Linked DNA regions of Homo sapiens: region 2 is linked to region 1. A link is an interaction called in ENCODE POLR2A ChIA-PET data of the cell type or tissue named here. Cell type or tissue: OCI-LY7. All regions are shown on one strand. Region 1 overlaps MED14 (mediator complex subunit 14). Region 2 overlaps LOC107985687 (translation initiation factor IF-2-like).

Region 1 (4,000 bases):
GGGAGGCCAAGGTGGGTGGATCACTTGAGACCTGAAGTCTGAGACCAGCCTGAGCAACACGGTGAAACTCCGTCTCTACCAAAAAAAAAAAAAAAAAAAAAAAAAAAAGCCAGGCGCGGTGGCGTGCACCTGTAGTCCCAACTACTCAGGAGGCTGAGGTGGGAGAATCACCTGAGCCCCAGAGGTCGAGGGTGCAGTGAACTGAGATCTCATCACTGCACTCCAGCCTGGGTATCGGAGTGAGACCGTGTCTCAATCAATCAAAAGTTTATGAGAGCAATGTTATTTGCTTTTATGAATGGACCATCTCTGGAAGGAGAGGCAAGCCATGGTAACTCTGGTTGGCCAGAAGACAGTTGGACAGGGATAGAGGGGACAGGGATAGCTAGACAGGAACTGATGGGAAATTTCTCACTATATTATCTTGTTTTAAATTCAAAAGATAAAACAGAATTGTGTTACCTATTCAAAGATAAATAAAATTTAAGTTAAAAATTAAGAATTTAAGAGAAAAATAGAAGAAACTACATAGATGGGTGAAAACCAATAAACACTGCTCCCACCAACTCTAACCTCCTCAAACAAACCTTGCTAGAAATGTATATCTCTGTGACTTACCAGCTCCAGCTTCATAATGTGCACACAATCCCTGAGGATGTGTGTAGGAGCTCCTAATAGCTTGGTGAAGGCTATTAACGTATTAGCTTTAAATGGTGGTCCTGCAACCTACAGGGATAAATAAAGCAAGTTACTCTTCATTCTACATTAATGCTTCTGTTTCATTAATTATATTCAAATTATGCACTATTAAACACATACTCTTGTTTCAAAGAATTTCTCCAAAACTTGAAGTTCATCAGGTTTCCACTGTCCTGCATTTTCAGGTGTCACTTTTAGCTGAAGCGTTTGGTTGGTTTTGGGACTAAGAGCTACTCTGCATTTCAGTGCATCAGTCTTAAACATGATCACTCCGGGTTCATTAGAATTTATCAGCTGCAGCTACAAAACAAGGACACATCAAATTAACATGTAAGTCAAAGAGAAAATGAAGATGTTACTGAGAATTGTTCCAAAAGGAAAACCACTAAGTTGATACCTATTCCAAAACAAAGGCACCTACAGCATTGAGCATCAGCTGCTGGCAACACTGCAAAAAGAGATGCGATCAGACATTATGTGCCTCTTGATGGAAGAACATAACTCTACCTATGAAGTATTCTTGCAAAACAACATAAAAAAACTTGAGCCTGAATTCATGCAGTAGTTTGATCCAGAGGACTGACCAATGTGATAGAAAACATAGGGATCAAAAAAATACTAAGTGATTCCGAATTGCATAAGGATGAAGAAGGAGAACTAGATGGGGGAACCAAAAGTTGTAAGGGGACTTAGAAAAACTTATTTCGGTTCTGATTCAAAGTGTAAAAAATGAGACAACCTGGGAAATCTGGGTATCAACTAGATATGTGATACAGAAATTATTTTTTTTAGGTATGAGAATGGTGCAGGTTGTGTTTTTTGTTTTGTTTTGTTTTAAGAGTCTATACTTTTTAGAGACATATGCAAAAATTTTTATGCAAGAAATTATGTCTGAGATTTGCTGTGAAAATCTGGGGGGAGGAGTTCTAGATGAAACAATACTGATATTAGTTAACTGTTGGAGGTGGGTGATGAGAGTACAGAAGTTCATTATACCATTCTACTTCTGTATATGCTGAACATTTTCCACAATATCTTTTTTTAAAGTGGCACATTAGAAAAAAAGAAGACAGAGTACAATTACAAAAGGTTAGATCTGGATTAGGCTCTTATTCTAGCCCCGGGGGTCGACAAACTTTTTCTGTAAAGTGTTATATAGAAAAAGTTGCAGGTTTTATGCACTATATGGTCTCTGTCACAATTATTCAATGTTGTCATCACAGCTGAAAGCAGCTATAGACAATAAATAAATGAACAGGTGTGGCTGTGTTCCAATAAAACTTTATTTACAAAAACAGGTGGTAAGGACATAGCACCAGGGGCCGTAGTTTACTGACCCGTTTTAGCAGAGTATGTTGATTATGCAGCTGAGCAAAATGAGGCCAAAGAGCTGAAAGCTTACATAGATGGTAAGTGGCATAGCTGAGGCTAGATCCCGGGTCTGATGATTACCATTTTGAGTGCTAATTTTAGTTTATTTTATTATTTTTCTTTCTTTTGAATGCTAATTTATTCAAAAACGTTTCCCCACCAAATCTTAGTATGAAGGTTGCAAAATGGCTTTACACTAAACATGGAGTGAATATTTTAAACATTCACCATTTTTAATTCTTTTTTTATTTTTTGAGACGGAGTCTCGCTCTGTTGCCCAGGCTGGAGTGCAGTGTCACCATCTCGGCTCACTGCAACCTCTACCTCCCAGGTTCAAGCGATTCTCCTGCCTCAGTCTCCCGAGTAGCTGGAATTACAGGCATGTGCCACCACACCCAGATAATTTTTGTTTTTTGTTTGTTTTGAGAGTCTCGCTCTGTCTGCTCAGGCTGGAGTGCAGTGGCACGATCTCGGCTCACTGCAACCTCTGCCTCCCGGGTTCAAATGATTCTCATGCTTCAGCCACCTAAGTAGCTGGGATTACAGGCGTGCACCATCACACCCAGCTAATTTTTGTGTTTCCAGTAGAGATGGGGTTTCACCATGTTGGCCAGGCTGGTCTCGAACTCCTGGGCTCAAGTGATCCGCCTGCCTCAGCCTCCCAAAGTACTGGGATTACAGGCATGAGCCACCACGCCTGGCCTTGTATTTTCAGTAGAGATAGGGTGTCGCCATGTTGGCCAGGCTGGTCTCAAACTCCTGACCTCAAGTGATCCGCCCGCCTCAGTCTCCCAAAGTGCTGGGATTACAGGCATGAGCCACTGTGCCCGGCCTAAACATTCACCATTTTGACTACCTCATTAGCACATGCATCTACCAATAATAACAGTAATTATAAATAATGAAAATGCCTAGACAGTATATTAAGGGCTTTACATGAACTATCTCAAATTCACACAACTGTTATCAGTTAGGTAAATACTATTATCTGAAGAAATTTGCCTAAGCACACATTAGCAGGTAGTATGGCTGGCTACAAACCCAGGCAGCCTGACTGTAGAACTGGTGCTCTCAATTATAAATTATCTCCTAAGGCTATCAGCATAGGATAAGTTAGAAGTCTCTTTTCTTCTTTTTTTTTTAGAAGTCTTTTTTCTACGAGAGTTTTTAAAAATTCAATTGTTCATTTATTTATTTATTTATGAAACACAGTCTCACTCTGTTGCCCAGGCTGGAGTGCAGTGGCGCGATCTTGGCTCACTGCAACCTCTGCCTCCCAGGTTCAAGCAATTCTCCTGCCTCAACCTCCCATATAGCTGGGATTATAGGTGCGCACCACCATGCCTGGCTAATTTTTGTATTTTTTAGTAGACGACGGGGTTTCATCATGTTGCCCAGGCTGGTCTTGAACTCCTGACCTCAAGAGATCTGCCCACCTCAGCCTCTCAAAGTGCTGGGATTATAGGCGTGAGCCACCGTGCCCGTCCTGTTCACATATTTAAAAAGAAGCTTTTGTCCTTGTAACCATAAATAATTTTCTTCAAATTTTTTTTCTCTTTTTATTTTTTTAGAGACAGGGTCTCACTCGATCACCCAGGACAGAGTGCAGCAGCATGATCACAGCTCACTGTAACCTGGAACTCCTGGTCTCAAGCAATCCTCCTGCCTCAACCTCCCAAGTAGCTAGGACTACAGGTGCATGCCTGCTAATTTTTTAAATTTTTTGTAGAGAGAGGGTCTTGCTATATTGCCTAGGGTGGTCTGGAACTCTTGGGCTCAGTGATCCTCCTGCCTCAGCCTTCCAAAGTGCTGGGATTACAGGTATAAGCCACCACACCCAGCCAATTATTTTATTTCAATAAAGACTCAGAGTCAAAATCAGCCTCCCCGCACGGGCACTCCAGAAGGCAAATAATTACTGGTATGCTAT
Region 2 (4,000 bases), 560 kb before region 1:
GGCATCTACACTACGGGGGCCCGCAGGGTGGTTGGGTGTCGACCAAATGGGCATAATACAGGAGGCTTCTGGGAGGCTGGCCGCCTCTTGCGCTCGGCAAGGGCTTAAGAGCCCTCGACGCCGCCGCGCTGGGCCGGGTGCTCCTGCAGATAAACCCGGACGCCACGTCCCGCCTCGGCTGCTTATTTAGCAAGGCGCCTTCTGCGCATATTTTACCCGGCTGGGGGCAGTGAGTGGGAACCGCCGGGAGAGGGGGCGGGGAACCACCAACTACTCGCCTTCGGACCCAGTGTGCCGGCCTCCGGCCCCAGCCATTTTGTATCCAGCTTCCCTCCTCCACTCCCACCGGGTCCCTGCGAAGACGCACCACCCCGAACCCCTTCGCGGTACCACTCCCGAACTGGAGGGGTAGAGAAGGCTCTGCCAGCCCCTCGCCTGCAGCAGGAAGGTGGGTACGGACCAGCAGAAGGGAAAGCGGTGCTGATCTGTCTCTAAATACCTCTGCCCTCCCGCCCCCAACAAAGTCGGTCACAGAGGTGAGTGGCGCGGGATGGTTGCCTCGAGAAGGTCGCAGCCAGGAGCAAAGCTTTGGGGCTCACAACGGACTGGGCATTCCAAACGGTGTAATCTTCGGCACATTTCACCCGCTCCCATTCCACCTTCCGAACCACTCTGCTCTCGGTGCTCATCCTCCTCTCCATACCTGCGTTCCCAGCGCGTTAGCAGCCGCGCAGCCCCCGGCCCTGAGTGCGGGGGGTGGGGTGGGGGGGCTCAGGGTGGTTTGTGTGGTGCGGCCTGACAGAACCTTCTGTGTGCGGCGGAGGGAGGAGGCTAATGCATAATGCACAGCGCCTGGAAGCCCGGCCATTAGCGGCCTGTCGGTGACACAGACAAACGACTGAGAGGGAGGAGATCCAGCTCGCTCTGGAGTTTAAATAGACCAGCGTGGAGGGGAAACGCCATGATTTAAAAGTGTGTGTTTGCAGACACTCGCATATATTTTAATGATTTCCAGCAGGCTATGTGTCCTAGCCTTGCATCCCCCCCTCCCCAAAAGGAGGATGTGTCTAGAGGAGGGAGGATGAAGGCAGAGTGAGAGGCCTCAACCCAGACCCACCAGCAGCTTTTGAGAGATGAAGGAGGGGAGAAGTTCAGAAAGCGAGGCCTGGGGAAGCCACACGACCCAAGGCCAAGCCCAGATTTTGTTCTTAAAATAATAATTTAAAAAAAGAGCCACCCAGCCTTCCACCCTGGACTACACCCTGTGTTGTACCAGAAAGGCCTGGGGGAAAGAATAAATTCTGCCACCCTTGCTTCCCCCGGGAGCCCACATTTTTGAATCTTCCTTTTCCACTGACACTCCAGAGACCTCCTTCCTCCCGGTTTAACACACTAGTGTTTTTTAGCAATTAAGGCGAGAAGGGGGTGGGGATAAAGATAAGCCAATTTTTTTTTCCGCCATGCAAGTGTGAGAGATAAGATAACGCTAAGCTGGGGCAAAGCGGCTGCTTACAACCTCCCCTTAGCGATTTTGATCGGTCACTTCTTATCTCGCAAAAATGCTCTTTTCGAAAACTGGATCAAAAAAGAAAAAGAGAAAAAGAAAAGAAAGAAAGATTTTCATTTGGAAGTGACATTTAAAACCCACCTCCCCTCCACTGACAACCCACCCCCCATTGGCGGGGCTCCCCAGGAAAAGTCGCACCTCGACTGCAGGATTTCAGGCTTTCTCGCGGGGGGCAGGATTACTAGTGCAATTAGGCTGAATAAAACCAGGGATGCGTGATGAGGATTTATCCTGTATCCAACCCAAGCTCGCGGCTGGGTTTTCCTTCTCTTAGTTACTGGTCGATGTTTGTGTTTCGCCATCGCACTCAGTGCCTTCAAACTAAACAGGTAGTTATACTTGGGAGGGTCATATAACTATGTCAACATGAAGTGGTTGTTAATGCGAAATAAGAAGAAACTCTTCTGATATTTATAGGCCCCTATAAAGGGAGAGAAAGGAAATCACACTCCCTAGAACCCGAAAGCTCCCAGCCGAACCGGACCCTCGGGGAGTTTTAGAAATCCTTCTTTCCGCACAGGAATTTCGCGAAGGGGTTTCCGGAAGACTTTGTCGAGGAAGGTTTTGGTATCAGACTCCACGACCTCAGAGCGCCCTGCAAATTCCCCCCGGCCCAGTGGCTAGCCCCAGAATGCAAACCTCAAGGCGGGCGCCCCAGACCAAGCTGACCTAGCCTCTGCCCACCCCCAGCTCACAACCCCGAGGCTCCCACCCCCTGCCCCCGACCGGGTCGGCACCGTGGCGTCCGGCACATGCCAAGTCTACCGTCTCCAAGCCAGGCTGCAAGATCCAAAGGTTGGGGCCTGCCGCGGACGGATTGTCCCTGGGGAGCTGAAACCGCCCAGCGGGGAAACCCCTCCTCTCGCCCTTCCCCGAAAAGCTTGGCCGCGGTCTAAGCTCCGAGCAAGCGGGTATCCGCTGACAGCCGGGCCTCACGTAAGGCCCACACGCGTCCCATTAGTCAGCCCGAGTTCCCCTCGGGCGAGCCGCCTGGCGCGGCCCCAAGGCCGGGCTCAGGCGGGGAGAGGGTGCGGGGCCGCAGCGAGCTGCGGGCGGAGGTGCGGGCTCCGCGGAGCCCGGCCAGGCTCGGTTCCGCGTTCCTGGGCCCGCGGGTAAGCTGAGTCGGCGGGGCAGGCCGCTCCCTGGCTGGCGCCGGGGCGCCAAGCTGCGCTTCACGTGCCCGCCATATCAGCAGCAGCGGCGGCGGCGGCGAGGAGGGGGTGCTGGGAGGCGCGCGGCCGTTCCCGCGGGGTCTCCGGACCCCGCCTCCCCGCCCCTCCCCGTGGGGGCTGGGCCGAGACCACCCTGCGGCCCCCATCCCAGCGCAAGCCGAAAGCGGCGCTGCCAGACGCAGAGAGGCTCCTGGGGCGCCGTTCCGAGAGCCGCGCGGCGGCAGCAGCCAGGGGAGGGTGCTCCTCGCGGCCGCCCCGCCGCCGCCGCCGCAGTCACGGGGACCGGAAGCCCTCGCGCCGCCCCGAGCGGCCTCCGCTGGCCCCAGGGCTGTTCCAGACGAGGGCTGGCCGCGCGTCACCCCTGATCCCTCCTCGCCCCAGGCGACCACCCGGGCCCTGCGGTATCCCGGTGTAAGCCGAGAGGACCCTTCCTGCGGTCCGATGAGATGTCCCTGTCCCTCTGCTACCACCATAAGCACGCCCCCCCGCACCGCTCGCAGCTCCGCAGCTGGGACCGGAGGGGCGCGGAGCCGCCACTCCGGCCGGGCAGGAACACCTGCTCCCAGGCCCTGCAGCTGGGCGCGTGCTGCTGTGAGAGGCTGCCTACTGTTGTGTGCAGAGATCGCGGAGGAGAAAATAGGGCTCCGAAGCTCAGGGCCAGGAGCAGCCAAGCCTCGGCCACCCCCATCTCCCACCCACTGCAGGCGACAGAGCGCGAAGCCAGAGGGCCTGCTGGGGGCCCGGGTCTCCTTTCGAAGGTCGAAGGGCCGCCACCCCTGGGATCCGGCTTCTGGCCTGAAGAGGTCGTTCATAAAACAGATGGGGCAAAACCTGTTTTGGGAGCCTTCCCAGTGTCCGCCCCCGCTCTCCAAACCAGACACACTCATCTCCCCCTCAGCCCTACTCTAGCCTCCGGCGGGGGACGGGAGTAGGTCATGGCGGCACCGGTACTCCACCCGCCCCCCTCCACGTAGGGACGTAGGGTCGGCTGCGGGGCTCGGACTTTGCCACTCCACCTAGGGAAGGGCCAATGGACGCTCCCCGTCTCCTCCGTGTCCGGAGGAGATCCGGCGGCGGAGCTGACCTGCAAGGCTTGCCCTGCCTCACCCACCCCCCACCTCCGTCCCACCCTCCCCGACTCTCCTGGCCCAGGGCCCGGCCCGGGAAGGCGTTGTTTTGCCAGCGGGAGCCGAGCGAGTGCACAGAGAAAAGCCTCCCTACTCTAATGAGAGTGCACACAGCGCTGCAGCGAGGAGGATGA

Evidence for each region. Peaks named below come from ENCODE experiments on the same cell type or tissue, not always from the same donor. Only the 100,000 strongest peaks of a DNase experiment are listed, where the experiment ranks them.
Region 2: POLR2A ChIA-PET joins it to region 1 with 7 read pairs; 2 of 35 experiments call an interaction of 5 or more read pairs at or near these places.

Annotation. Positions count from the first base shown.
Region 1 is chrX:40,658,609-40,662,608 of GRCh38, forward strand. MED14 (mediator complex subunit 14) reads right to left here. Exons shown (of 31, transcript NM_004229.4): 27 at 820-999; 28 at 619-726. Among named protein-coding and RNA genes, the nearest start is that of CXorf38, 13 kb to the left of the region's middle. In OCI-LY7, no CTCF peak of the experiment used is centred here; no DNase peak of the experiment used is centred here.
Region 2 is chrX:40,102,341-40,106,340 of GRCh38, forward strand. LOC107985687 (translation initiation factor IF-2-like) reads right to left here. Exons shown (of 1, transcript NR_171574.1): 1 at 1-4,000. It also overlaps a transcript of BCOR not described here. Among named protein-coding and RNA genes, the nearest start is that of BCOR, 6.4 kb to the left of the region's middle. RefSeq lists enhancers at 199-789, 3,551-3,600 and silencers at 2,601-2,780, 2,871-3,120, 3,701-3,810. In OCI-LY7, no CTCF peak of the experiment used is centred here; DNase peaks (open chromatin) are centred at 2,481, 3,001, 3,311 and 3,651; H3K4me3 peaks cover 2,179 bases; H3K27ac peaks cover 1,655 bases.